Regions from separate parts of the Homo sapiens genome. Here regions 2, 3, 4, 5, 6 and 7 are each linked to region 1. A link is a contact called in ENCODE Hi-C or POLR2A ChIA-PET data. All regions are on one chromosome and are shown on one strand. The core of a region is the stretch at or near the end of the contact, and the rest is flanking DNA. Distances in the headings are between cores, read along the strand shown.

Region 1 (4,010 bases), core at 688-3,187:
GAGCAGAGAGAGGGCTGCATTATCTCCAGGTTGGCACAGCATCTAGCAGGGGCTCCCTGATGACACCTGGGCACAACAAGGACCTCACAGCAAAGACAAACAGGAGGAAATGCCTAGGGTGTGGGGACATGCCACCACTAAATTACAAAAATATATGCCTTTCTTCTTTGTATGTTTCAACAGTACCGCTTCCCACTCTTGTACCACTTGGCCATAACACTTTATTATCCCTAGTACCTAAAAACTAGACAGTATTACTGAGACCTTAAATGTGACATTTGTCATCTTTCAAGGTGCCAGTTACTGTAATACAGCTATGGTTCATTTTGAGTGTCTGGGTGACGGTGACATATTTAATTCTATTTTTGTCTTGTCCATAAGCACCAAATAAAGCAATTTTGAAATTACTTTCTTCACACTCAATTTATTATCTAGAACGACATTTCAATACACAGTATATTTGTTTTGTGGAATTCATTCGCAGTGTATCTGGAGGCCTGGATTTAACATATTTCCTGTAGTGATAGCTACTCTATTTGTAGGAACTATTTAGGTCACTGGAGTGGAGAAAAAGAGGTCGCTACTTAACAGAAATGGCATGTATCCAAATATAGATGCAGTTTTCTCAACACCTGTTGCACATCAAATGATGAAGAGATTGTTACAATTTCCAAAACCCTGGACCAAAACCTTAAATGATCAGCACTTTGTTTCAACTGATACACGGCTTAAGTCAGAAAAATAAGTTCTTCTTACCAAAAACAGTGAGCCTAAATATGCTGGCTGCTTTAGAAATAAAACAGGTGATCAACAAAGCAATCTGTTTCTGTCTAAATAATTTCCCAGCAAAAGTCACTTCTTTTGAAACTATATGATTTGAACCACAGGGTATGCACAGTGATTGTGTGCTTTCAGAAACACGGTAAGCATGACAAATATTTTCAGTTGTCAAGGGTAAGCGAGGAGGGAATGACCCACCTAAGAAATGGAAACTAACAAATAGTAATATGACACTCCCCCTTAGTTCCACAGGCTGGTGCGGCTGCTACACGCAGCTCACTTCCTACGGGCGGCTAAAGGCGGTGCATGAACTGAACGTAGGCGGCCTCTTTATCCCCTCCCCACAACACTGTGGGGTGGCACGTAAAGACCTCAAGGGAAGGGGGCCTGGGCGATACGCTCTCCTGCTGCCATTCATTTGTTCAAGAAATAGTTGAACAAATGAATAGTTAAACAAACTCTCCAACTAGGACTCTGTCCCATTCGGATACCCTACGCCTCTCCCCCCATTTCCATCCCTAGGCATCACTCCCTCGTCAAGAATATGCTGATTATGGCTCGCGCCCCCTCTCTCCCTTGGACCCTCCCGCCAGGGCGACCGGACGAGGCCAGCGGGAGCAACGCCTTCCGAACCGCAAGGAAGGAGGGCTCGGAGTGCGCAGGGCGCGGGTTCGCGGGACCCTCCAGCGCGCGGGGCTGGCCAGCCGGGGCGGGGCCGAGGGCACCGGGCGCCGAGCTCCGGGAGGGGTCCCCGAGGTCGCGCCGGCCGGGAGGGGCAGCGGCGGGAGGCGGCCGACTGCGGCGCACACGTGGGGAGGGCGGAGCGGGGCGGGAGCCGGGCGAGGGGCGGTGACGGTACCTGATGAAGGTGGTCTTGCCGGTGCTGTACTGGCCCACCAGCAGGATCATGGGCTTGTTCTCGAAGTCGGCGTCCTCCAGCGCAGGCGAGTGGAACTCGTGGAAGCGGTACGCCTCCTCCAGCGGCAGCACCTTGCGCAGGTAGAGCGAGCGCAGCCCGCCCGTCACCGTCTGCACCGCGTCCGCGCCGCCAGCGCGTTCGCGCCCGCCCGCCTGCCGCCCCATCCAGCTGAACATCCTGCCGCCAGTCCACGCTCGGATGGGACCCTGCTCCGGGTTCGACTCTCCCCGGCTCGCACTGAGCCGCCCCGGCCGCGCTGGCCGCCGCCCGAGGAGGGCCCCGCCTTGTGCTGCCACAGCCAGTCTTCGGCCGCTACGTCACGCGCGCTCGCCCACTATTCAGACGAGCTCTCTCAGGTCCTTCCTGATTGGATCTCTGCCAGAGAGGGCTGAAGGCGTCAGCCAATTGAGAGGAGGTTCTTAATGAATTATTGATGACGGAGTCATTCTAGAGGACTGGGCGGGGAGATGGTGTCTTCCCGGCCGGGTGGCACTGACCGGTCATGCTCAGGGCCCCCTTCTGGTTGCCGGTGCCTCACCTCTGGCCAGGTGGCATCGGCTTCCGGGTAAATCTGAGCTGCCCAAAGCGAGCCTCCGGAGGCTGCTCCATCTCCTGGAACGTTTACTCATTCAGGCCTCTGGACGTCGATACTGGGGATGAAAAGTTCAGAAAGTGGACAGGCAGGTTCTGTCTTCCCGGGGGCGGGTGGTTATGACTCCGTTTTACAGGCCAAGAGACCCAGGCTCACGGGCATAATTGACACAATCTTGAGGGGAAGTGGACTGGAATCTATTTGAGTAGCCGTTTCTCCTACTTCTCCACATTGCCCTCACTAAATTCTGGATCAGCTAAAGGCTTTTTCCCCTTAGTTTTCTTTATGTGTTTTTCTGTAAAGCCGAAAATTTAGTCATTACTCTCATTATTACATTATCCTCATTATTACAACTTTATTTCCACATATTGACATGTGAGTCATTGTCACCTCCTAGCTGTTTTTTGTTGTTGTTGTTGTTTTCTGAGACGGAGTCTCGCTCTGTCGCCCAGGCTGGAGTGCAGTGGCACGATCTCGGCTCACTGCAACCTCCGCTTCCCGGGTTCAAGCAATTTTCCTGTCTCAGCCTCCTGAGTAGCTGGGACTACAGGCGCTCACCACCATGCCCAGCTAATTTTTGTATTTTTAGTAGAGATGGGGTTTCACCATATTGGTAAGGCTGGTCTTGAACTCCTGACCTCAGATGATCCGCCTGCCTTGGCCTCCCAAAGTATTGGGATTATAGGCGTGAGCCACCGCCCCTGGCCTGTTTCTTTTCTAGGTTAAAAGGATACTCACTTATCTAAGTTGAGATTGGGGGAAATAATCACCTTTTGTGTCCTTGATTGTAGCTTAGGAATATTTCTTAGTTGTTTTAGAGCATTTCTCAAGTGTGATCCATGGGGCCACCTGCATATATGCATTTATGAGCTGGGATGCTTGTTAAAATGCAGATTCCTGGTCTTCAGTCCAGACCTACTGAGTTAAAATATTGAGGAGAGATGGAGCTCAACAGATGCCCTAGGTGACTCTGATGTGGCCTAAGTCTGGGGAAACAGTACACCCTGCAGTACTTCTCCAACCTAACAGAAATGCGGATTCTGATTCGGTAGGTATGGGATGGGGCCCATGACTCTACATTTCTAACAGGCTCTCGGGTATTGCCAATGCTACCCATCCCTGGACCATACTTGGAGTATGAGAGAACAGGACTTTGCATCAAAAGATCTGGGTTTGAACCTTGACTATGTAAATTAATGGCTGTGTGATTTTAAATGTGATGAGTTACCTCTCTGCCCTAGTTTCCTTAAGAGCAAAATGGAAACTCCTTTGGAGTTGTTGTGTGGGTCACATAGTTGGAGGGAATTGTATGTAACTAGGGAAGTGAAAAGAAAGCCAAGGGAAAATAAAGTTAGACATCTGCCTTGTGTCAAAATAAAACAAAGATTGAAATGTAAAAAGAAAATGAAACCACTGCACTACTAGAAGAAGGTACAAGAGATTTATACAATTTGGCGGTGGAAAAGCCTTTCTAACCAACATTAAGGACAGAAATTATGAAAGCAAAGGCTGACATATTTGACAACAAAAGTAAAAGCTTCGATGTATTTTTTTAGAATACATAAAAACAAACGGATATAAATACAATCTTACCATATGATGCAGAAATCAGCTCCTTAGTATTTACCCAAATGAATTGAAAACTTATATCCACAGAAAAGCCTGTACATGGATGTTCATAGTGGCTTTATTCATAAGTGCCAAAAATTGGAAGCAACT
Region 2 (4,010 bases), core at 879-3,378, 860 kb before region 1:
AGCTACTCAGGAGGCTGAGGCAGGAGAATTGCTTGAACCCGGGAGGCGGAAGCTGCAGTGAGCCGAGATCACGCCACTATACTCCAGCCTGGGCGACAGAGCCAGACTCCGTCTCAAAAAACAAAAAAAAAAAAACATTCATTTTAAAGTCTAGAAGGTATGCAACTTTTACCACACATAATGATCTCAAATTGTTTTATAGGAGGAGGAGCTTGGAAATTTCAAACATAAAATGCAACTAGAACAGAATATTATTTGGCATTAAAAGCAAATGAGGCCATGTGCGGTGGCTCATGCCTATAATCCCAGCACTCTGGGAGGCCAAGGCAGGCGGATCACTTGAGGTCAGGAGTTCGAGACCGGCCTAGCCAACATGGTGAAACCCCGTTTCTACTAAAAATACAAAAATTAGCCGGGTGTGGTGGCAGCCGCCTGTAATCCCAGCTACTGGGGAGGCTGAGGCACGAGAAGTGCTTGAACCTGGGAGGCGGAGGTCGCAGTGAGTCGGGACCCCGCCACTGCACTCCAGCCTGGACGACAGAGCGAGACTCAGTCTCAAAAAAAAAAAAAAAAAGGAATTAAGTACTGATACCTGCTACAACACGGATGAACCTTGAAAACACCATGTTAAGTGAAACAAACTAGGCAAAGAAAGATACATATGTTTCTTTTTTAGGTAAATTTAGGCAAAAAATATATTAATAGTTACCTAAGACTGGAGGGAGGGGGAATGGGGAGTGACTGCTAAATGGCTTCTAGAGATTCTCTTTTAGGGTGATGAATTAAATAGTGGTTGATGGCTACAGAATTTAATAAATATAGTTTCAGAAAATTACTTAATTATACGCTTTAGAAAGCGGAATTTTTTGGTATTTGAATCATATTTCAATAAAGCTATTATTTAATTTAAGTTGCCACTGAAAAGCCACAATAATTTTGTTGTGGAGGAAATAATGAAAGTCACTGACTGGAAAAGTAACCTGTGACGTTAGCCAGGTCAACCTCCAAATTCCTTCCCCCATTTCTAACAAGTACATCAAACTAGAGACAGTGTGTGAATCAAAGAATTCCAGGCACAGTTGGCTGTTAACTAGAATAGTAAGTGGCTGCCTAGGTTCTGTCATTCCTAAACTGTAGGGGGCTTCTAGCCTCGGAGATTACGGAAGTAGTACTTTCCATTAGCGAGCTCAAGAAGGAATGTCAAAATAGGATGACACTTTCCTAGTCGCTATGTAAAAACCTAAAAAACCAGAAGAGGTGTCATCTAGACACTCCCAAGTCTATGCAGGTGTCAGCCTGCCCCCACCCAACACCAGCCAGCAGCGTGCACCATTCAACCGTATCTCAACTTGCCCCTTACAAAATGACACACTAACAAGCCCTTAGATCTCATTTGTTTAAAATGACAGATACACAACCTTCACGGGGTTCCCACTCAAGGCCTTCCAGCCTCCGCCCTGCCCCTGCCCACCCCCAAACCTACACACGTGTTAGCCCGACACCGCCCCACCGGGTCCCACGTGCACCTGGTCTAACACACTCCCCACGTGTGGGCGCCCCACGGGCTTCCTCAGGTGGCTGAGGTCACCGCATGACCCCGGGTCTCCAGAGATATGAAACGGGAAGGACAAGGCCCTAGTCCCTGAGGTCCCAACCCTGCGGGGAGTGTCCACACCCATCCTCCATACTAACCCCAACAAATCCAAGGGCCGGGGGCGACGGCCCCTTTAAGACGCGGCCCAGTTGTCGCCCGCAGAGAGGGGCGCAACAAGACCTACACAACCCCCACTCCGTTCGCCCGCCCACGTCTAGTTGCCTCACCTCGGGCCGCCTGGCCCCGCCGCCGCGACGGCGGCGGAGGGGGGGCGGGGTGCGGGCGGGGTCCGGAGGGGGGGGTCGCCCCGCCGACGGTGGAGCCGCGGTTCGCTCTCTGAGGCCGTGGGACGGTGACTGCGTTGGGCGTGGACGCTCCTAGCTCGCTCCCTCCGCGGCTCCTGGGACCCCAAGATGGCGGCGGCGCTGAGGCGGCTGCGGGCGCTGGGCCGGCGGCGGCGGCGGCCACTTTCACTCACTGAGAGGAGCGGAGCAGGGACACGGGGAGCCATGGCGGGGGGGAGGAGAGGCGCCATAGCCAGGCCAGAACAATCGAGCCGCTACACGGGTGGCTTACCCCCACCCCGCCCACACTCACTGCTCGTCGCCTGCCCGTGGCCACCCGTAGTGCCGCTGCCGTCGGCCTCGCGCAGCTCGCACCCCGCCGCTGCCACCTGACGCCCCGTGCGAACCGGGGTTCGAGGGGAGACCCTGATCCATGCCATCTGAGTACAGATTAGTCGGGACTGGGACTGGCGAAGATTGCCGAAAGGCGGCGGGGAGGAGGAGGAGGATGTCATCGCTACAGTGAGCAAGCAGATCTCGCAGGAGAAAATGTCGCGAGAGCTTTCCAGGCCCGCAACCGCCGATGCAAGGTTACTTTTCCCGGAAGTAACGTCAATCGAAACCGCCCGGGATCCTGGGATATTTGTTCCCGCAGGCTAGAGGTGGGAAGGTGCAGCCAAGTTGATAAGATCTCTTTAGGGGAAGGAGAGGCTCGCAGCTGGTATTTTGTTACTAGTTTCTGACCCCTTTGGATGGGGTTGTAGATTGTCGGGGAAGTGCCTGGTGTGTAGTTCGACTACTATACAGTAATTAGTTTGGGGCTCCCATTTAGACTCTGGGAGCAAGAACGCTATAGGTTGGGTAGGACAGCATAGTTAGATAAGATGTCTACGTGAAGGTTGTGGGATACAAGGACTTGGGAACACGCAGACCTGTTATCGGAAATGCCAGCCTGTTCTCACATCCACACAGTGTGCCTCTGAAAAGCGAATAATTGCTTTTACCTGTGCCAATTCTACAATTTGAGTCCACTGCCACCCACATTTACTAAACTTGGGGTCTCGCTATGTTGCCCAGTCTACTGGGCTGGTTCCCAGTCTCCTGGCCTGAAGTGATCCTCCTGCCTGGAAGGATCACCTCAGGCCAAACGTCTCAGAGCAGTCCATTAGACTGGTCAACATAGCGAGACCCCGTCTCTACAAAAAAGACAACATAATAAATGTAATCGACCCAACTACCAGGATGTGTGGTGAGAATTGCCTAGGGTAAGGCCTAGGTGTAGATAAGAATTAGAACTTACTGAAAGTTAAATATGCTGTTAATTCAGTTCCTTTGGGTCTCATTCTTTAATCCATTTTAACCTGGCCCTTAGCATTTAACTAAAAAGTACTTTATTAAGGTCATCAAGTAGCCTTCTTGTGCTGAGTTAACTGACCTTTAAAAAGTTAAATTTGTGTCAGGGTGCAGTGCCACACGCCTGTAATCCCAGCACTTTGGGAGGTCAGGTGGTCGAATCACCTGAGGTCAGGAGCTCGAGACCAGCCTGACCAATATGGTGAAACCCCATCTCTACTAAAAATACAAAAATTAGCCGGGCGTGGTGGCGGGTGCCTGTAGTCCAGCTACTTGGGAGCCTGAGGCAGGAGAATCGCTTGAACCTGGGAGGCGGAGGTTACAGTGAACCGAGATCGCACCATTGCACTCCAGCCTGGGCAGCAAGAGCGAAATTCCGTATCAAAAAGAAAAAAAAAAAAATCCATCTCAAAAAGAAAAAAAAAAAGTTACATTTGCAAGCCAAGCGCGGTAGCTCACGCGTGTAATCCCGGCACTTTGGGAGGCTGAGGCGGGTGGATCACTTGAGGTCGGGATTTTGAGACCAGCCTGGCCAACATGGTGAAACCTCGTCTCTACTGAAAAAAAAAAAAAAAAAAAAAAAAAAAGATTAGCCGGGCGTGGTGGCGGGCACCTGTAATCCCAGCTACTCGGGAGTCTGAGGCAGGAGAATCTCTTGAACCTGGGAGGCAGGGGTTGCAGTGAGCCGAGACTGAGCCACTGTACTCCAACCTGGGACAGAGCGAGACTCTGCCTCAAGAAAAAAAACCAAGAGTTAAATTTGCTTGAATGCATGGCCA
Region 3 (4,010 bases), core at 835-3,334, 640 kb after region 1:
AAGAAAATAGCACTTTTTGAGAACCTACAGTCTTCCAGGTACTGTATTGAGTACTTATCACCTTCACAACAACCCTGTAAAGTGGGTTAGTACTCTGTTTTACAGATGTGCTTACTGAGGTTCAGAGATGAAGCCCAGTTTTAGTCCATTCTACTGTCTCACCACATCCTGCTACCTTTGCACTCCTTCTCTGTGCTAACCTCTAATACTTGGAGTATGACATGAATTAGCTGACAATTGGAAAATATTGGACTGTTAAATCTTGCATTTACTATAGGAAAAGACCAAGAGTCATGAATATAGAACATGTGTTTTCAAGCCTCTCTATTGGCCCCTCTCTCTGAGATGTGCAGAACACCACCTATTTTTAGTTTTGTTTTTTGAAACAGGGTCGGACTCTGTTGCCCAGGCTGGAGTGCAGTGGTGTGATCTCAGGTCACTGCAACCTTCACCTCCTGGGCTCAAGCCACCTTCCCACCTCAGCCTCCCAAGTACCTGGGAACACAGGTGCGCACCACCACACCCAGCTAATTTTTGTATTTTTTTTTTTTTTTAAGATGGAGTTTTTCCAAGTTGCCTAGGCTGGTCTCAAACTCCTGGGCTCAGGTGGTCCTCCCACCTCAGCCTCCCAAAGTGCTGGGATTACAGGTGTAAGCCACTGCGCCCAGCCTATTTTTAGTTTTGTATCCAGAGTAAGTGCTTGTATACATGTACAGTCAGGGTGCTTTCTTCTGAATCCCCTGAGTAGACCTAACTGACCCAGCTACTCTCTAAGGCACAAAAAATAGCTCACCCATTATAGCAAATGGATGCTTCATTTCACTCATTCTGACCCAGAGGCTGGGTTTTGAAGTGTACTTCATTGATTGATTGATTGACAAGGTCTCACTCTGTCTCCCAGGCTGGAGTGCAGTGGCGTGATCATAGCTCACTGCAGCCTCTATCTCCCGGGCTCAAGTGATCCTACCACCTTAGCTTCCTGAGTAGCTGGGACTACAGGCATGTGCCACGTCCTCCACATGGAGGAGTCTAAAGTCTGTGCACAACCCTGTAACCATTGTGCTCTTTTTCCTTCCCAGCACAACCCTGCATTTTTCTGGTGCTTTTTTTTTTTTTTTTTTTTTTTTTTAAGATGGAGTCTCTCTCTGTCACCCAGGCTGGAGTACAGTGGTGCGATCTCAGTTCACTACAACCTTCGCCTCCTGGGTTCAAGCAATTCTCCTGCCTCATTCTCCTGAGTAGCTGGGACTACAGGCATGCACCACCATGCGCGGCTAATTTTTATATTTTTAGTAGAGATGGGGTTTCACCATGTTGGCCAGGCTGGTCTCAAACTCCTGACCTCAAGTGATCTGCCCACCTCACCCTCCCAAAGTGCTGGGATGACAGGTGTGAGCCACTGTGCCCACCCTCCTGATGCCTCTTTTTCTGAATAGATTCTTTCTCATCTGTGGAGTACCCTAGGAATTCCAGTTTCATATTAGAGAGGGAAAGAATAAATACAGGACCTCCAGACTGAATCTAGGAGAATCTTAATATATTATACACACACACACTTATACACACACACACACACACACACACACACACACACAAATATATATTTGAATATAATTAAATCCTATATTGTTTTACAGGTTTTTCCTAAATCCCACCTGCTTCCAAGTATTTATTTTCTAGCAAGTATTTATTTACCCCCCTCTGATCAGTATCTTCCACATAGAAGTACTTACACAGTAGGGAGGATGAATCTCTTAGGCATTTGTCAGCTCCGTTAGGATTTTTAGAGGTTTACTATGTTTTATTGAAAACCAGCCTCAAGTTCCTGATTGACTGTCCAGGTTTGTGTCAGTATATTTCTTAGTTGTCACTAACAAGTAATTGTGGAGCTGAGTGCTCACCCCCACCCCCCGCAGGTCTCTTTTCCATTATCTTATTTTTTGTTTTTTTGCATACACTTTGGTAAGTTGCTGAGACAACCTTGAGAAACACCTTTGTCCAGGGATATGGGCTAAGGCTGGAGTCAGGCTTTGTTTGCTTGGTTGAAGTGACTTGCTATGAAGGGCTGAGGTGTAAGAAGTGCCACAGACGAGTGTGGTTAGAGATCTTGTGACTCTGGCATGCAGCACTGCCCTTCTGCAAGCTAGTCTTTAGGATTGGAGGAGGGTAGTGTGGTTTGTGGGTAGTGTGGCTTGAGGGAAGACAGGACCCTGCCAGCCGGATGCGTGAGGTGGATGCTGTTCAGATGAACACATAACTAATCTCTTCAACCAGACCCTGGATTGCCAAGAATGATATGGGCTTCACCTGGGCTGGCTGAACCCAACAATGAAACCGGAATTGTCTCAGAGGCTCAGCTCCCTTGCTTCTCTTACATTAAGATTGGTCTCTAGAGACCCATTTAGACTAAACAGTATTAAAAACAGGAAATTTGCTCCTAGCAGCCTGATTGCAGGAAAAGTTTTTTCCACATAGGCAGGAATGAATGTTAAGAACAAAAACTCCATCCTCCAGGCTTGTTTTCTTATATAAAATTATTAGCAACCAAAAAAACTTGAAGCATCTTTGACATATTGGACTACCTCTCAGAGTGCTGACAGGACCCAATACCAAAAGGTGATAAAGAGCTCTTGTGAACACAATCAAAAATATGAAAACGGTGCTTTGTGGAAGATACTGACCTGGTAATGTTTATCTTGCCTGAAGATCAAATATGTGGAAATTAATGCAGAAAGGATTGGGGGAAACCTAAAGAACAGCTATAATTTAATTTTAGTCAACACTCATTTATTGTGACTATTCTGGATTCAGTCCATAGATTATGTATTCATGTATTCAGTCAGTGTTAACCGAGCATGCACTGTGCGTTGTTGCTGGGTGCCATGTCCCAGCTTCAGCCTTAGATGTGTGAGATCCTCTTTCCTCTTTGGTACCTCAGGGGCTTGCTAGGGTTTTCTTATGACAGTTCCGGGCATCCCTAGATCTAGAGACCAAACTCCTGGGACTGCTGCTCTTTTGAATGATTTTGCTGCTGAGGATAGTGGGGGGCGGGAAGGGGAATATATTGGAAGAAGAGAAAGGGGACAAAGAGAAAACTAAAAGCTAGAAAGGAAATGCTTTTTTTCTTCTGTGATGTCATTCTGCCCAAATAAGTCGAGTGTTGAAGAAGGCTTCTAAGCCCTCAGAACGTGACCCAAGTCCTCTCTCTAACCCTGGCTTCTATTCATAACCCTAATGTGGCTCAGTCAGTGTGTCATGAACACACTTCTGCAGAAGAGACGGTATGGTCAAAAGATTCTTTAGTAGATCTGTGTCATTTCTTTGCTTGTGAGGAAACAACTATTTTTAAAACTTTTTTTTTTTTTTTGAGATGGAGTCTTGCTCTGTCACCAGGCTGGGGTACAGTGGCACAATCTTGACTCACTGCAACCACTGCCTCCCAGGTTCAAGCAATTCTCCTGCTGCAGCCTCCTGAGTAGCTGGGACTACAGGCACGCGCCACCACGCCCAGCTAATTTTTGTGTTTTTAATAGAGATCGGGTTTCACCATGTTGGCCAGGCTAGTCTTGAACTCCTGACCTCGTGATCTGCCTGCCTTGGCCTCCCAAAGTGCTGGGATTACAGGTGTGAGCCACCGTGCCCAGCCCTGAAATTTTAATTTAAGTGAAGGTGACAGTGGTTTCTGGCTAACTAGTTAATCAGAAATGTATTTGAATAATGGCTGGGTGTGGTGGCTCATGCCTGCAATTCCAGCACTTTGGGAGGCTGAGGCGGATGGATCACTTGAGGTCAGGAGTTCCAGACCAGCCTGGCCCATATGGCAAAACCCTATCTCTACTAAAAATTCAAAAATTAGCTGAGCATGGTGGTGGGCTCCTGTAATCCCAGCTACTCGCGAGGCTGAGGCAGGAGAATCACTTGAACGCAGGAGGTGGAGGTTGCAGTAAGCTTAGATCACGGCACTGAACTCCAGCCTGGGCGACAGAACGAGACACTATCTCCAAGAAATA
Region 4 (4,010 bases), core at 735-3,234, 580 kb after region 1:
CACTTTGTAACAAAGATGTCAAAACCCCACACAAAACGAAAAACAAAACTGAATTACCTCTGACTCCCGACTCTGAGAACCTCAGTTTAGGCCTCATTTCCACATTATATCCCTGACATAGCTCCTGGCTAGCTGGTTAGGGGCATATATTTGAGGAGGATCTGAAGAAGTCTTCAAGATTTGTGAGACAGTAGTTTAACTTTTGAAATGATCTCTCCCTGTTACCTACCCCACCCTCCCCAAAACACCTACACAACTAACACATCCAGTGTCTCAACTAATTCCATGGCACTTTGGGCCTTGAAATTAGTTCAGCCTATAGAAGAAACCTCTCATTTAGCCTCTGATACTTAGCTCTATGATGGCAGTTTAGGAAACAAGAGGTTAACAGGTATCAGGAGACCTTAAAGCCACACATATGCTGTAGGAAAAAAAACCTTAAAGCTCTAGACCTGATTCTGGTTGAGGTTGAGTTCGATGACTTGCAGCTCTCCCACTGAGTCAGGTATACTTCGAATCTGGTTCTTAGAGAGATCCATCACATCCAGGTGCCGTAGGCTACAAAGTTGGGGAGGTAATGCTCCCAGTTGGTTCCCAGAGAGGCTCAGGGTCTTGAGGGCAGAGAGTTGCCCAAAGGTAGACGGCAGCTCTCTAAGGTGATTGTTGTTTAGGCTTAGCGTCTCTAGTTTTTTCAGATTGCATATCTCATCAGGCAGAACAGCTGGCAAAGAAAAATTTTTTTAAAACCTGAATGTGATAGAGCTGAAAACAACTTTGATGAAGTTTATAAAGACTATATGGCAGCCTGCTTCGCCTCTTGTTAATATATGTAAAACTCCCACATGTGCCATTTTTAGATATTGCATTTTACCAACATAGTCTTTAGAAGGTGAGGGTGCCATCAAAATGCCGGAGAGCATTTGTGTGTATAATGGGCTCCTTTTGTAAAGGGGCCCAAGGCACAATCCGACAGCAATTTTGTGATATTTGGAAGATCCTCCCCTTCTCATCCATCCCCCATTCCAAGTTAGGTAGCTTTGTTTACATTACATCCCCAAAATGTTCTTCTCTTTCAAGTCCAAATTAACCCAGTAACAATCATTATAACACCCAATCATTATAAGGCTTATTTTAGATGTAATTACAAGAAGTAGAAAGAAGGCTTCAAGGATTCCGGCATTCGCAACTTGAGCCCTCCTGCACGGTTTCATAACAAAAACAAAAATCAGCTTGTAAGAGAAAACCACCCCTGGTAACAGCTGATCACTAGCAAAAGCCTCCCTGGCGAGAGCCATACTCAGTTTGTTGTTGTTCAGGGAGAGGCTCTTCAGCAGAGTGAACTTTCCTATCAGCAAAGGCGGTAGGCTTTCGATCTTGTTGTTGGACAAGTCGATGGTCCTGAGATTGCTCGTCAGCTTCTGCAAGTCTGCGGGGAACTGGAGAAAGGAGTTCACAGCGTGGGGAATCCCGCACCGACTAAGTTCGCCGCCCCCGCCGTCCCTCTCCCTTTAAGTTCCCTGGTCGTGTCCCTCCCAGTCTCACCTCGGTCAGCCCTCGGTCCTTAAGCTGAAAGACACCAGTTTTCTGCGCCGTTTCCACATGAGCGCGGAGCGCACTGTTTCCCATCCTAGCGCCGCGGCTCAGGTCCCTGCGGGAAGGAAGCGCTGCTGTCACCGCCCAGTCCACCCGGTCGGCCTCCCGGCTGGGGCTCCTGCCCCAGCTCTCAACTCCCGCCGATCCCTGGCTCCTGGGGCCCGACCCAAGAGCGACAAGGAAGAAACGGAAGAACACACAGCCCGACCACCAAGCCCTGCCGCCTTTGCAGCTCTGCGGAGGCCAGGCGCCTCTGGGAGCCTACGGAAGATCAGGGAGCCCCGGACTCGCCTCCCACCGCTCAGCTGCCGTAAGGCTCCGCAGGTGAAGACCCAGGACCCGCAGTAGCCGGGATGCGCTCCCCGGCTTAGTCCCGGGCGGGAACGCCCTGTGACGTCATCGAGCCGCGCCGTGCGTTCGCCCTGCGATCCCGCTCACTCTTGGCGCCTTCGCGGAAGGTGCGTCCGAGCCATGGCCGCTGCCAACCCGTGGGACCCGGCGTCCGCGCCTAACGGCGCTGGGCTAGTGCTAGGCCACTTCATAGCTTCGGGGATGGTCAATCAGGTACGTGGGGGTGGCGGTGGTGTCATCAAGGGGGTGCCCAAGGTGGCAACAATATGGCTGTGAGTTGGTGCTGCTGGCTGTGGGAGTGGTGAGGGTCCTGGTTGGGGTCTGTACTAGAGTAATAAGAGCCCCTTCCAGGCAACAGCCGCGAACGTTCTGCCGTGGATGCTTGGAAAGCGGGGATCTGAGTAGATGGTGTTTAGGGTAGACTGTGTTTTGAGTGTCTGTAGGGTAAATTTGTCCCAGTCCAGTTTGTGGGAGATTAGACTGTTACCAGCCTTTTTTTCATCCAGTGATACTGCCTCTAGACTGTAGTGTAAGGGCGGGGATGGGAAATACGGGTCGTTCTGTCCCCTTGCGGAACAAGCATTTCCAACAACCCTCGTTTGTGGGAAGTGTTGAATCGTATTTGGGGCGGGAGGTGCTGGGTAGAGAAGAGCGCCAGAAGCTCTTTTTTGACATTTTTATTTTATTTTATTATTTATTTATTTATTTATATGAGACAGAGTCTCGCTCTAACGCCCAGGCTGGAGTGCAGTGGCGTGGTCTCGGCTCACTGCAACCTCCGCCTTCCTGGTTCAAGCGATTCTCCTGCCTCAGCCTCTGGAGTAGCTGGGACTACAGGCGCCCACCACCACACCCAGCTAATTTTTTTTTGTATGTTTAGTAGAGACGGGGTTTCACCTTGTAAGCCAGGATGGTCCCGATCTCCTGACCTCGTGATCCACCCGCCTCGGCCTCCCAAAGTGCTGGGATTACAGGCGTGAGCCACCGCGCCCGGCCTTGGCATCTTTAAAGGCAAAAAAAAAAAAAAAAAAAAAAAAGTATTGGCTAAAAAGATAAGACCTTGGAACGTGAATGGAGGAAGAGATTAATTTTGAGAAGGAGAGAAAAGAGACATTAACCCAAGGAGTCACGGAGTGGCAGTTTTAGGTTGGGCAAGAGGAGCATGTCGGAGGAAGGAGCCAACAGAGGGAGAAATTGAACATGTGAGGAAATAATGGAATGCAGTGACAGGAGGGCATGGGGCAAGTGGGATCAAGGGCATTGAGAAAAATGGGGAAATAAATTTTGATATATAGAGGAAGTTGAGAAATTTCACTAAAAAGAAAACAGAAAAGTTAAACTGATCTGTAAAAATCAGCACATATTAGCCGGCATGGTGGCGTACACCTGTAGTCCCAACTACTCCGCGGACCACATGGGTCCTGGAGGCTCAGATGGGAAGATGGCTTGAGCTTAAGAGATGGAGGTTGCAGTGAGATGCGATCGGGCCACTGCACTTAGCCTGGGCGACAGAGTGAGACCCTGTCTCAGGGAAAAAAAAAAAAAAAAAAGCACTACAAACATGATGGAAGATTTACGGAAAATACATAACTTTTTATAGTCAGAAGAGCCATTAGAGACTCTAATACCTTACAGTATTTTTTAATTTAAGAAACTAAGGCTTAGACCAAGAAACTTGCCCATGGTCACTAGACTGTTAAAGGAGAATTAGATCTTAGTACTCTCCCTTTTGACACATTGTATCCCCTCTCAAGATGAACTGTTATAAGAGGCTGTGATACTGTATTAAAAGATTTTAAGCTTTTGTTGAACACCCATTGTCTGGGTGATGGGGAGATTCAGGTGGTCCTAGTTGACTAACTTTACCAGGAGTGACCACAGCACTCTACAGTGTAATCCTTCCTCCCTTCTCTCCTGTGTTTTCTTTTTTTTTTGAGACGGAGTCTCGCTCTGTTGCCCAGGCTGGAGTGCAGTGGCACAGTCTTGGCTCACTGCAAGCTCCACCTCCTGGGTTCATGCCATTCTCCTGCCTCAGCCTCATGAGTAGCTGGGACTACAGGTGCTCA
Region 5 (4,010 bases), core at 778-3,277, 570 kb before region 1:
GTACCTGGGATTACAGGCGTGAGCCACTGCACCTGATGAATACCACTCCTAATACTTTTTTTTTTCTTTTTTGAGACAGAGTCTCACTCTGTCACCCAGGCTGGAGTGCAGTGGCACGATCTCGGCTCACTGCAAGCTCCGCCTCCCGGGTTCACGCCATTCTCCTGCCTCAGCCTCGCGAGTAGCTGGGACTACAGGCGCCCGCCACCATGCCCAGCTATTTTTTTTTTTTTTTTTTTTTTGGATTTTTAATAGAGACAGGGTTTCACCGTGTTAGCCAGGATGGTCTCGATCTCCTGACCACGTGATCCACCTGCCTTGTTCTCCCAAAGTACTGTGATTACAGGTGTGAGCCACCATGCCCAGCCTACTCCTAACACTTTCATATCACCCTGATATATATTATCTCATGCCATCCACACACAAATCCTATGAAACAAGTCAGATACGTATTTCCTTTCTGTAGGATACAGACACCAATAGGTAAAATGACATTATCAATACTTTTTTTTTTTTTTGAGACGGAGTCTTGCTCTGTCACCAGGCTAGAGATCTCCGCTCACTGCAATCTCCGCCTCCTGGGTTCAAGCGATTCTCTTGTCTCAGCCTCCTGAATAGCTGGGATTACAGGCGGGCGCCACCATGCCCGGCTAATTTTTGTTTTTGTTTTTGTTTTTTCAGTAGAGATGAGGTTCCACTATGTTGGCCAGAGTGGTCTCGAACTCCTGACCTCAGGTGATCCGCCTACATGGGCCTCCTAAAGTACTGGGATTACAGGCGTCAGCCACGGCGCCCAACCTTTTTTTTTTTTTTTTTTTTTGAGATGGAGTCTCGCTCTGTCACCCAGGCTGGAGTGCAATGGCACGACCCTGGCTCACTGCAACCTCCGCCTCCCGGGTTCAAGTGCTTCTCCTGCCTCTGCCTCCCGAGTGGCTGAAATTACAGGTGCCCGCCACCATGCCCAACTTTTTTTTTTTTTTTTTTAAGACAGAGTCCAGCTCTGTCCCCCAAGTTGGAGTGCAGTTGTGCGATCTCGGCTCATTGTAACCTCCACCTCCTGGTTTCAAGCAATTCTCTTGCCTCAGTCACTGGGATTACAGGCGTGCGCCACCACGCCCAGCTAATTTTTGTATTTTTAGTAGAGACAGGGTTTCACCATGTTGGCCAGGCTGGTCTCGAACTCCTGACCTCAAGTGATCCGCCCGCCTCGGCCTCCCAAAGTGCTGGGATTACAGGCGTGAGCCACCGCGCCCAGCCGACATTATCAATAAGGTTTGTTGATAAATCAAAACCATGTAAACAGTATGTTTTCACATGTATTATAAACGTTAAGGGAACCAGGAAAAATTAACAGTTGATCTGAGGTCCCGGAATTATGGATAATATTTAAATTCCCCCGCGCCGGTTGCACTTAAATGATTTTACCTCTACACATACCGAAATTTGAGAAACAAATGATAGCTCATAAAATGTTTTCCAAACCCTCCGTAGTGTTACTTCTCTAATAATATAACTTTAATTATAAATGCTTTGTTTCATTTTTTTTTTTCTACCAGTAAACAGAAAATCTAAACTATTAACTGGACAATACCGCCCTGAGGTTGACGGTGGGTTTTGACAACACAATCCACGCAGCTAGAAGTGAGTAGAATTAGTAAAGCTATCCATGCCTTACCATGTGCCAGAAACTGCTCTAAGTGTTTCACTGACGGCTCACAACAATCCTGAGAGAGGTACTATTATTATTTCAATTATAGAGACGAAGAAACTGACGTTCCAAGGCTAATTTACCCGAGGTCACACAGGTAGTGAGTGGCAAAATTCTTCCGCCTTGGCGTATACCTCCCGCACTCACGGCCTGGCCTCCGGAGGCTAGACGGTTCGCCGCGCTGGGGAGGCCCCCTCAACCCTCAAGTGCCAGGGCTCTGTCGCCTCCCCACACCCGGGACACACCAACCGCCGGCCTGCCGCCGCTTACCTCCCCGAGCCTATAGTGTACCTTCCGCCCAGAAGCCACTTTACCCGTATAGGTCCATCTGCTTTTCCCTTCCGATGCCAAACAAGGCGTCAGAACACCAAAGTTCCGGCCGAGTACAGAAGCCCAGGAAGGACAGCAAGGACCCCGTAGCCCAGCCAACTGAGGTTTTTGGAGGTTTTTGGTCCACTTGGTCGCCAGTTGTAAGGAAGCAGTGAGAATTCAGATAAGTTTTTCGCCTCTCCTTCCTGTATCCTTTCAGGCGGCAAACTCCATCCCTGCGTCTTTTTTTTTTTTTTTTTTTTTGAGACGGATTCTCGCTCTGTCGCCCAGGCTGGAGTGCAGTGGCGCGATCTCGGCTCACTACAACCTCTGCCTCCCAGATTCAAGCGATTCTCCTGCCTCAGCCTCCCGAGTAGCTGGGATTACAGGTGCGCGCCATCATGCCCGACTAATTTTTGTATTTTTAGTAGAGACGGGGTTTCACCATGTTAGCCGGGATGATCTCGATCTCCTGACCTCGTGATCCACCCGCCTCGGCCTCCCAAAGTGCTGAGATTACAGGCGCGAGCCACCAAGCCCGGCCCCCTGCGTCTTTCAAATAGAACCCAGTTATTGCTAACGCGCCTGTATCCCTTCCTTCCTTATCTGTCGCCTCGGTCCCCACAAGAACTGCCTGAGGCCTCAAAAGGCCGATTCTGCTGGAATTGCCCCCATGAATTCTTGAGGACCACCACGCACCTGGACAGCAGCCCCTCCTACCAGCCCTTCCCGAGTCTCGCCCCACACGGTCGCCAGTTGCTCAGGGCATCTGTTTGTACCTTGTGCACACCTCTCTTAAAGCACTTTTTTTTTTTGAGACGGAGTCTCACTCTGTTGCCCAGGCTGTAGTGCAGTGGCGCGATCTGCAACCTCCGACTCCTGGGTTGGAGCAATTCTCCTGCCTCAGCCTCCCAAGTAGCTGGGATTACAGGTGTGTGCCACCACACCCGGATAATTTTTGTATTTTTAGTAGAGATGGGGTTTCGCCATGTTGGCCAGGCTGGTCTCGAAATCCTGACCTCATGATCCACCCACCTCGGCCTCCCAAAGTGCTGGTATTACAGGCGTGAGCCACCATGCCCGGCCAAAGCACTTAAACATTGTTTGTTTTTGTTTTTTTTTCTTACTGCCAGGGAAGACAGAATCAACATTGTATCTTTCACTCACTTCTCACTTCCTTTGCCACGCTGTGAGCTTTCTTGGGTCCAGACTGCGCTGTTTTTCCTTTCCCCAGAATGTACCATAGCGGCGGGAATTTAGTGCTTAGTGTGAATTTGAGAGCATATAGTTCCGTAACACCTTTGTTCTCTAAGGTTCCGAAGGAGCTCACTAAATACACTAGCCCTTTCCATGTTTTCTCCTTCACTAGTTTCCGCGCCGCCTCCTCTTCCTCAAATTCGGCTTGGCTTCTCTAGACTCTACACTTGCCCCCTCAAACCTTACCTTTCTGCCCCCATCACTGACTCTTCTATTCTCTTCCCACAACCTTTAATGCGGGCTGTCTCTCCATGGCCCATCCTGCCTCTACCTCTTTTCTAGTTTCAAATATAAGTTATCGGCCGGGCGCGGTGGTTCACGCCTGTAATCCCAGCACTTTGGGAGGCCGAGGCGGGCGGATCACAAGGTCAGGAGATCGAGACCATCCTGGCTAACACGGTGAAACCCCGTCTCTACTAAAAATACAAAAAAATTGGCCGGGCGTGCTGGCGGGCGCCTGTAGTCCCAGCTACTCAGGAGACTGAGGCAGGAGAATGGCGTGAACCCGGGAGACGGAGCTTGCAGTGAGCCGAGATCGCACCACTGCACTCCAGCCTGGGCCACAGAGCCAGACTCCGTCTCAGAAAAAGAAAAAATCGAAATGTCTTTTTGTTGTTGTTTTTTAGGAAATATCCTTGAGCAATAAAGAAAACTAAATGTCTAAAACTAAATGTGTCATTTTTCCTCCTACTAATTCCTCCTGTCTCCCTATTTCTGTAAATGGCCACATCCTTCT
Region 6 (4,010 bases), core at 807-3,306, 540 kb before region 1:
TGTAGTGGTGTGTGCCTGTAGTCCCAGCTACCCAGGAGGCTGAGATAGGAGGATCACCTGAGCTTAGGAGGTTGAGGCTGCAGAGAGCCATGATCACACAACTGCACTCCAGCCTGGGTGACAGTGAGACCCTGACTCAAATAATAATAACAGTAATAATAATTATGCCGATGCTCGCCTGACAGAGTAGGCACTTAATAAATTTTTGTTGAATAAGCAGATGCTACTTGGCATACCTATGGTGTCAAGTTTTATTTTTTTTTGAAATGGAGTTTTGCTCTTTGTTGCCCAGGCTGGAGTGCAGTGGGGCAATCTCAGCTCACTGCAACCTCCGCCTCCCGGGTTCAAGTGATTCTCCTGTCTTAGCTTCCCAAGTAGCTGGGATTACAAGTGTCCGCCACCACACCTGGCTAATTTTTGTATTTTTAGTAGAGACGGGGTTTCACCATGCTGGCTAGGCTGGTCTTGATCTCCTGACCTCAGGTGATCTGCCTGGCTTGGCCTCCCAAAGTGCTGGGATTACAGGCATGAGCCACCATGCCTGGCCGCCTTCTTTTTTTTTTAATTTTATTTTTAGAGCTGGGGTCTCACTGTGTCACCCAAGCTACATGGTGGGACATTTTCTAACTTGGTTACATTGAGATTACTTGAAGAGATAAAGGACACTGTCACTTTGGGGGTTCTTGTTCCAACCCCTCTACTGCAATACTGATATCCCTTTTTTTTTTTTTTTTTTTTTTTTTTTTGAGATGGAGTCTCGCTTTGTTGCCCAGGCTGGAGTGCAATGACGTGATCTCAGCTCACTGCAAGCTCTGCCTCCTGGGTTCACACCATTCTCCCGCCTCAGCCTCCCGAGTAGCTGGGACTACAGGTGCCCGCCACTACACCCGGCTAATTTTTTTGTATTTTTAGTAGAGACGGGGTTTCACTGTGTTAGCCAGGATGGTCTCGATCTCCTGACCTTGTGATCCGCCCACCTCAGCCTCCCAAAGTGCTGGGATTACAAGTGTGAGCTACCGTGTCCGGCCCCCTACTCCTTTTTTTTTTTTTGAAGACAGGGTCTCACTCTGTTACCCAAGCTGAAGTGCAGTGACGTGGTCATGGATCACTCTAGCTTTGACCTCCTGGCTTCAAGTGATCCTCCCTCCTCTGCCTCTGGAGTAGCTGGGATCACAGGTGTGTGCCACCATGCCCAGCTAATTTATTTATTTATTTTGAGACAGAGTCTTGCTCTGTTGCCCAGGCTGGAGTGCAGTGGTGTGATCTCAGCTCACTGCAACCTCTCTGCCTCCTGGGCCCAACCAGTTCTCCCACAGCCTCCTGTGTAGCTGGGATTACAAGCATATGCCACCACATCTGCCTACTTTTTGTATTTTTAGTAGAGACGGGGTTTCGTCATGTTGGCCAGGCTGGTCTCAAACTCCTGACCTCAAGTAATCTGCCCATCTTGGCCTCCCAAAGTGCTGGGATTACAGGCGTGAGCCACCACTCCTGGCCACAGCGAATTGATTTTTAATTTTTTGTAGAGACAGGGTCTCCCTGTGTTGCCCATGCTGGTCTCAAATTCCTGGGCTCAAGGGATCCTTCCTCCTACCTTGGCCTCCCAAAGTACTGGGATTACAGGCCACCTGTAAGCCACCTGTGAGCCACCACGCCCAGCCAATATTCACTGTTTAAATCAACCAACAGTTTTGCTATGAAAGGGACACTAGGAAGTAACTTCTCGGATTTAAAGCTCTGCGAATTACTCTTTTTTCCTCGTCATCTCGTAGATCCTTCCACTTCTCTCTGTCCCTGTGGCTACTTGTTTAATGCGACTGCTGTGGGTTCCTTCTGAGTCCTCTCTGTACTTCCACCCTGGCCCCTCTAGTCTGTTCATCTACCAGTTGTAGTGCTCTTTTTTTTTTTTTCTCTCTCTCTCTCTTTCCAGGAGTGCTCTTTTAAAACCCTTGCTGGATTGGGTTACTCCCCTGCTTCAAACCATTTGATGGCTTCCCACTGCCTAACTTCCATGCTCCTCACCCTGTTTTATAAAGCTCAGAAAGATATGTTTTCTTCTTACCACTAACCCACCGCATTCAATTCTCCTGCTTGCCTGCTAAACTTTAGTCACAGTTTCTCTTTCAGTTCTTTGACTAAGCCAAGCTGTTATCAGCTTCAGGGCCTTAGCTGTTCCATCTGAAGGCCTCTGTCCAGAAAACTGTACCATCTTTTCCTCTCGTGAAGTTTCTAGTCTCAGCCTCAGTGCCTCAGAGAAGCCTCTCTAACCACCCTACTGCAGATAGCCCCTGCACTCATTTGATTCACTTCCTTCTTAACACTTACCATTAGATGGAATTCATTGTTTCTTTACTTGTTCATTGTTTGTCTCCCATACTTGATTTTAAATTCCATGAGGTCAAGGACCATGTATCTTTTCCTTATTTTTTCTTTGTTTTTAATTTAATTTAATTTATTTTATTTTTTCTTTTCTTTTTTTTTTTTTTGAGACAGAGTCTTGCTCTATTGCCCAGGCTGGAATGCAGTGGCACGATATCAGCTCACTGCCATCCCTACCTCCTGGGTTCACGCAGTTCTCCTGCCTCAGCTTCGTGAGTAGCTGGGATTACAGGTGCATGCCACCATGTCTGGCTAATTTTTTTTTTTTTTTTTTTTTTGAGACAGAGTCTCGCTGCCCCCTAGGCTGGAGTGCAGTGGCGCGATCTCGGCTCACTGCAACCTCTGGTTCACTACAACCTCCACCTCCCGGGTTCAAGCGATTCTCCAGCCTCAGCCTCCCAAATAGCTGGGACTACAGGCGCGTGGCACCACACCCAACTAATCTTTTGTATTTTTAGTAGAGACAGGGTGGGAAGACTTTTTTGTTGCATATTGGTCTATTCAGCTATTATGAGCCCTCAATAAGAATGTAAAGGACTGGCTGGGCATCGTGGCTCACACCTGTAATCCTAGCACTTTGGGAGGGTGAGGCAGGTAGATTGCCTGAGCTCAGAGGTTCAAGACCAGCCTGGGCAACATGATGAAACCCTGTCTCTACTAATAATACAAAATATTAGCTGGGCGTGGTGGTGCATGCCTGTAGTCCCAGCTACTTGGAAGGCTGAGGTGGGAGAATCGCTTGAACCTGGGAGGCAAAGGCTGCAGTGAGCCAAGATCATACCACTGCACTCTTGTCTAGGCGACAGACCAAGATTTCATCTCCAAAAACAAACAAAAAGAATATAAAGGACTGAGCTAAAAAGTAATCTTGCTGTGAGTTTTCCCAGTAACTTCCTATACAATCCTCAAGTTGTGGGAAGTGCATCTTGTATCTTTCACACTGTTAAGAGAGTCTTTGCTGTCTCCATACTATTGTGGGTTTTCTTTTCTTTTTTTTGTATTGAGACAGAGTCTTGCACTGTCGCCCGGGCTGGAGTGCAGTGGTGTGATCTCGGCTCACTGCAACCTCCACCTCCTAGGTTCAAGCGATTCTCCTTGCCTCAGACTCCCAAGTAGCTGGGATTACAGGCGCCTGCCACCATGCCCAGCTAATTTTTTTGTATTTTTAGTAGAGACGGGGTTTCATCATGTTGGCCAGGCTGGTCTTGAACTCCTGACCTCGTGATCTGCCCACCTTGGCCTCCCAAAGTGCTGGGATTACAGTCGTGAGCCACTGCGTCCAGCGGGTTTTTCTTTTTTCTTTTTTTTTTTTTGAGAAGGAGTTTTGCTCTTGTTGCCCAGGCTAGAGTGCAGTGGTGCAATCTCGGCTCACTGCAACCTCTGCCTTCTGGTTTCAAGCAATTCTTCTGCCTCAGCCTCCCAAGTAGCTGGGATTACAGGCGCCTGCCACCACGCCCAGCTACTTTTTTTGTATTTTTAGTGGAGACAGGGTTTCACCATGTTGGTCAGACTGGTCTCGAACTGCTGACCTCGTGATCCACCTGCCTCGGCCTCCCAAAGTGCTGGGATTACAGGCGTGAACCACCGCGCCCGACTGGGTTTTTCTTTTTAAGGCAGTGTCTTGCTCTATT
Region 7 (4,010 bases), core at 543-3,042, 520 kb after region 1:
GTATTTCTAGTAGAGACGGTGTTTCTCCATGTCGGTCAGCCTGGTCTCAAACTCCTGACCTCAGGTGATCCGCCCGCCTCGGCCTCCCAGAGTGCTGGGATTACAGGCGTGAGCCATCGCGCCTGGCCCCTTCCAGGCCATTTTAAAGTTCTCCTCGAAAACCATCTAGTATTTCTAATTAAAGGGCTCCTACTATCTTCTAGACTCAAGAGTTAACTCTAGGCATGGCGCGGTATTGGCAAATGTGTAGTAGATACTAAATAAATTCTAGTTGCATCTGAAAATTGTCTTTCATTATTTCATTCACGACCAAACTTGAGAACGGGGCTTAAAGCAAATTTTAAGATTTCCCATGCTATTTACAACAGTACTAAGCTCTTAATAAGCACTCAAAAGTTATCTGTGGGCCGGGCGTGGTGGCTCAAGCCTGTAATCCCAGCACTTTCAGAGGCCAAGGTGGGTGGATCACCTAAGGTCAGGAGTTGGAGACTAGCCTGGCCAACATGGTGAGACCTCGTCTCTACTAAAAATACAAAAATTAGCCGGGCGTGGTGGTGGTGCACGCCTGCAATCCCAGCTACTCGGGAGGCTGAGGCAGGAGAATCTCTTGAAACTGGAAGGCGGAGGTTGCAGTGAGCCAAGATCCCGCCACTGCACTCCAGCCTGGGCGAAAGAGCGAAACTCCGTCCTAAAAAAAATAATAATAATAAAAATAAATAAAAATACAAAAAATTAGCCAGGTATGGTGGTGGGTGCCTGTAATCCCAGCTACTGGGTAGGCTGAGGCAGGAGAATTGCTTGAATCCAGGAGGCGGAGGTTGCAGTGAGCTAAGATCGCGCCACTGCACCCCAGCCTGGCAACAAGAGCGAAACTTTGTCTCAAAAAAAAAAAAAGAAGTTATTTGTGCTTTGAATAAACTGGATATAAACCATTATGGTGGATACAGCACTTATTTGCTAGGTAAGAGAACTTCGCTTACCTAGGATGACAGTCTCAAGTTGCTAAAAGCCACGGATATCTCAAACTTCTCAATAAGATGCCTTAATCTTACTCTCAAAGATGATTACACAACAAATTGAAAGGGGAAGAGGATGTAAAGCATTTCCTCTCCACAATTATACACCGAGATTCGGACTAAATATTAAACGGACACAGTAAGCTGTTGTTACTATTTGTTATTAGTTGTTATTATCAAGACGCATCCCACAAGGAGAGAAACGAAAGGAGGAAAAAGAACGGAGGTTGTCAGTCGCGAGAGGTTGAAATGTGTCCCTGGCCTGAGACCTACGGGCTTTAAGGACCAGGGTCTTTGGACTCCCTGCCCAACTGGGGACGAAGGAGGTCAGTGGCTTCCCCTAAAGGTCAAGGCTTTGGAGCCACGTTTCCTTCTGGGGCTGGGAGCAGAGCTGGAACGCCCCCGCGAAAATCCGTACCCCGAAGCCAGCAGCACCGCCTGCCCATAAACCCGCGCCGGCTCTGGGAGAGTGGACCACCAGGTTGCCCCTGAGCCGCAGCCTGCAGGAGTAGAAACCCGGTGGTGTCTTGCAGCCCCACAACCTCCCTAAGGGGCAGACGACCAGGACCCTTGGGCTCCGATACGCTCAACGCAGGCCGGCCCGTCGATACTCACATTCACAGCCAACCCCTCTTACTCCATCAGGCCGCCGAGAGCCAGGCGAGGGAGCTCCCTGACGCCTCAGACGCCCCCTTCAGTTTTGGGTCCGGGAGCCTGCTCCGGACCCGCTCCCCGCCGGGCCCCGCCACAGCCGCCGCCAACGCGCAGGCGCACACCGAAGCCGTCACGCTCGCTTTTTTTTCCTTTGCCGTCCGCAGTTCTCAATAATCTAGCTTTATTTGAACACAAGAGAGTGAACAACGGACACACAGGAAGAGGTTTTTCTCAAAAAGAATGGAGGAAGAACAAAGGCAGGCCCGCTTGCGGGAGAGTCAGTACGCAGCGTTGGACGCTATGAACAGCCTCCCTGGTCCCTTTTTCATTCTCCTTGTTTCTCCTTGTTCTTTCCCGGCCTCCCTGTAGCTCCTACTCTCTTCCTTGGTGTCCCGCCATTTCCTTTAGTCAGTGGCAACTGTTCGGGCTACATTTTGAAAACACTCCTTCCTTGTAAAACTTTCTGAAGTTGAATGGAAGGTGCAAGAGCTTTAGAACAGCCAGACCTGAGTTTCAGATCTTGGACTAGCTACGAATAATTTGTGACTTTGGGTAAATTACAATTCTTCTTGGAACCTCAGGTTCTTGAGTTAAAATTAGGATAATGTTATCTCACAGGGTGTTGCTAGGATTAAATAACATAGGTCAAGTGTTTATCTATGAATGCTGCCTATCACAGAGCAGACATTCCATAATACTGACTTTATTCTTACTCATGCCTAAGGTATTTATAATATTTTTTAAGTAGAGACGGGGTTTCACCATGTTGCCCAGGCTGGTCTCAAACTCCTCGGCTCAAGTGATCTGCCTGCCTTGGCCTTCCAAAGTTCTGGGATTGCAGGTGTCAGCCACCGCGCCCAGCCTACATTTATTATTTATTTATTTAGTTAGTTAGTTAGTTAGTTATTTTGAGATGGAGTCTTGCTCTGTCGTTCAGGCTGTAGTGCAGAACCGCTCTCTTGGTTCACTGCAACCTCCACCTTCCGGGTTCAAGCGATAATCCTGCCTCAGCCTCCCAAGTAGCTGGAATTACAGACGTGCACTACCACGCCCAACTAATTTTTGTATTTTTAGTAGAGATGGGGTTTCGCCATATTGGCCAGGCAGGTCTCAAACTCCTGACTTCAAATGATCCGCCCACCTCGGCTTCCCTAAGTGCTGGTATTACAGGTGTGAGCCACCGCGCCCGGCCGCCTATATTTATTATTAAACTTAGCCCATACCCATTCCCTCAGAAACCTAATTTTAGTGACTAAGACTATCAGATAAATGAAATGACATTCAGGTTGATAATTATGTGGAGTGTCCCTCCTATATTATTGAGATTATAACATCTCTGTTTAACAAGACCTTCAACGTCTCAAATAAAAGTAAGCAGCGGTGGGGCACAGTGGCTCACGCCTGTAATCCCAGCACTTTGGGAGGACGAGGTGGGCAGATCATGAGGTCCAGAGATCGAGACCATCCTGGCCAACATGGTGAAACCCCTTCTCTACTAAAAACACAAAAATTAGCTGGGCGTGGTGGTGCGTGCCTGTAGTCCCAGCTACTCGGAAGGCTGAGGAAGGAGAATCGCTTGAACCCGGGAGTCGGAGGTTGCAGTGAGCCGAGACCTCGCCCCTGCACTCCAGCCTAGCGACAGAGCGAGACTGCGTCTCAAAAAAAAAAAAAAAAAAAAAAAGAGAGAGAAAAAAGAAAGGAAGCGGCTATATTAACCTCTTCTATGTAAATCCAGATTTGTTCTAGAGGTTTAGGAAACTTCCAATTCCGTGTTTGTGACATCACAAGTCCTTGAAACACTCAAGGGTTGTGGTACGCTGCTCATTCTATTCTCCTTCAAAGGCATGCAATGGAGGAACTATTTTACCCTATAAACTCTGGGCCATCATTCAGGGAAAAGCCTGTAGAAGACCACAGTCAGATATTGGTGAGTGCCAAGGTAACGCTAGATTATGGTTTCTCAACTTTGGGATTACTGACATTTTGGAACATATACTTTTTTGTCAGGGGTATCCTGTGCATTATAAGATGTTTAGCAGCAGACTGGGAGCAGTGGCTCACACATGTAATCCTATAACTTTGGGAGGTCAAGGGAGGCAGATCGCTTGAGTCCAGGAGTTTGAGACCAGCCTGGGTGACATGGTGAAACCGTGTCTCTACAAAAAATGCAGAAATTAGCCGGCAGTGGTGGTGCACACCTGTAGTCCCAGCTACTCAGGAGGCTGAGGTGGGAGGATTTGAGCTGCAAAGGTAGAGGTTGCAGTGAGCTGACATCACACCATTGCACTCCAGCCTGAGCAACAGAGCAAGACCTTCTCTCTCTCTCTCTCTCTCTCTATA

Evidence for each region. A loop is a pair of places that touch in the nucleus more often than their neighbours do. ChIA-PET counts read pairs that join two places held with the same protein, here RNA polymerase II (POLR2A). Pooled maps may share reads with other maps.
Region 2: a map of naive thymus-derived CD4-positive, alpha-beta T cell shows a loop between it and region 1 (8-fold over the local background). The contact joins the promoter of INO80 here to the promoter of EHD4 in region 1. A Hi-C loop is called at or near these places in 1 of 168 maps with a recorded cell type or tissue (naive thymus-derived CD4-positive, alpha-beta T cell), 6 of 37 single-sample maps with no recorded cell type and 10 of 50 pooled maps.
Region 3: a loop to region 1 is called in a map with no recorded cell type, with 7 times the contacts of the local background. The contact joins the enhancer-like site here to the promoter of EHD4 in region 1. A Hi-C loop is called at or near these places in 3 of 37 single-sample maps with no recorded cell type and 7 of 50 pooled maps. POLR2A ChIA-PET finds 5 or more read pairs at or near these places in 1 of 52 experiments (activated T-cell).
Region 4: a loop to region 1 is called in a pooled map, with 8 times the contacts of the local background. The contact joins the promoter of LRRC57 here to the promoter of EHD4 in region 1. A Hi-C loop is called at or near these places in 8 of 50 pooled maps. POLR2A ChIA-PET finds 5 or more read pairs at or near these places in 2 of 52 experiments (activated naive CD4-positive, alpha-beta T cell and naive thymus-derived CD4-positive, alpha-beta T cell).
Region 5: a pooled map shows a loop between it and region 1 (6-fold over the local background). The contact joins the promoter of NDUFAF1 here to the promoter of EHD4 in region 1. A Hi-C loop is called at or near these places in 2 of 168 maps with a recorded cell type or tissue (B cell and CD4-positive, alpha-beta memory T cell) and 13 of 50 pooled maps. POLR2A ChIA-PET finds 5 or more read pairs at or near these places in 1 of 52 experiments (activated CD4-positive, alpha-beta T cell).
Region 6: a pooled map shows a loop between it and region 1 (20-fold over the local background). The contact joins the enhancer-like site here to the promoter of EHD4 in region 1. A Hi-C loop is called at or near these places in 2 of 168 maps with a recorded cell type or tissue (B cell and CD4-positive, alpha-beta memory T cell), 1 of 37 single-sample maps with no recorded cell type and 13 of 50 pooled maps. POLR2A ChIA-PET finds 5 or more read pairs at or near these places in 1 of 52 experiments (activated CD4-positive, alpha-beta T cell).
Region 7: a loop to region 1 is called in a pooled map, with 13 times the contacts of the local background. The contact joins the promoter of ZNF106 here to the promoter of EHD4 in region 1. A Hi-C loop is called at or near these places in 12 of 37 single-sample maps with no recorded cell type and 12 of 50 pooled maps. POLR2A ChIA-PET finds 5 or more read pairs at or near these places in 4 of 52 experiments (CD4-positive, alpha-beta T cell, CD4-positive, alpha-beta memory T cell, WTC11 and 1 more).

What each region holds. Positions count from the first base shown.
Region 1 is chr15:41,970,620-41,974,629 of GRCh38, forward strand. It overlaps EHD4 (EH domain containing 4), which reads right to left and starts at 1,938. Exons shown (of 6, transcript NM_139265.4): 1 at 1,640-1,938. The coding sequence starts at 1,875. PLA2G4E-AS1 (PLA2G4E antisense RNA 1) reads left to right here and starts at 2,144. Exons shown (of 4, transcript NR_120334.1): 1 at 2,144-2,379; 2 at 3,185-3,339. RefSeq lists silencers at 1,380-1,649, 1,750-1,819, 1,860-1,989.
Region 2 is chr15:41,114,152-41,118,161 of GRCh38, forward strand. It overlaps INO80 (INO80 complex ATPase subunit), which reads right to left and starts at 2,129. Exons shown (of 36, transcript NM_017553.3): 1 at 1,822-2,129. RefSeq lists enhancers at 991-1,771, 1,397-1,446, 1,527-1,576, 1,627-1,706, 1,772-2,551 and 2 more and a silencer at 1,807-2,076.
Region 3 is chr15:42,606,092-42,610,101 of GRCh38, forward strand. All of the region lies in intron 3 of STARD9 (StAR related lipid transfer domain containing 9), which reads left to right. Among named protein-coding and RNA genes, the nearest start is that of STARD9, 32 kb to the left of the region's middle. RefSeq lists an enhancer at 2,952-3,221. Within about 2 kb of position 2,085, at least 10 of the 41 ENCODE cell types and tissues checked have a DNase peak (open chromatin) inside an H3K27ac peak, as active enhancers do.
Region 4 is chr15:42,546,809-42,550,818 of GRCh38, forward strand. LRRC57 (leucine rich repeat containing 57) reads right to left here and starts at 1,985. Exons shown (of 6, transcript NM_153260.3): 1 at 1,885-1,985; 2 at 1,543-1,648; 3 at 1,298-1,436; 4 at 453-721. The coding sequence starts at 1,626. It overlaps HAUS2 (HAUS augmin like complex subunit 2), which reads left to right and starts at 2,030. Exons shown (of 6, transcript NM_018097.3): 1 at 2,030-2,157. The coding sequence starts at 2,065. RefSeq lists an enhancer at 1,821-2,290.
Region 5 is chr15:41,400,469-41,404,478 of GRCh38, forward strand. It overlaps NDUFAF1 (NADH:ubiquinone oxidoreductase complex assembly factor 1), which reads right to left and starts at 2,028. Exons shown (of 5, transcript NM_016013.4): 1 at 1,676-2,028.
Region 6 is chr15:41,427,540-41,431,549 of GRCh38, forward strand. All of the region lies in intron 1 of RTF1 (RTF1 homolog, Paf1/RNA polymerase II complex component), which reads left to right. Among named protein-coding and RNA genes, the nearest start is that of RTF1, 12 kb to the left of the region's middle. RefSeq lists an enhancer at 2,035-2,254. Within about 2 kb of position 2,057, at least 3 of the 41 ENCODE cell types and tissues checked have a DNase peak (open chromatin) inside an H3K27ac peak, as active enhancers do; they include B cell, where a contact is called at or near this core.
Region 7 is chr15:42,489,349-42,493,358 of GRCh38, forward strand. It overlaps ZNF106 (zinc finger protein 106), which reads right to left and starts at 1,793. Exons shown (of 22, transcript NM_001366845.3): 1 at 1,632-1,793. It also overlaps a transcript of SNAP23 not described here. RefSeq lists enhancers at 1,266-1,455, 1,506-1,555, 1,856-1,965.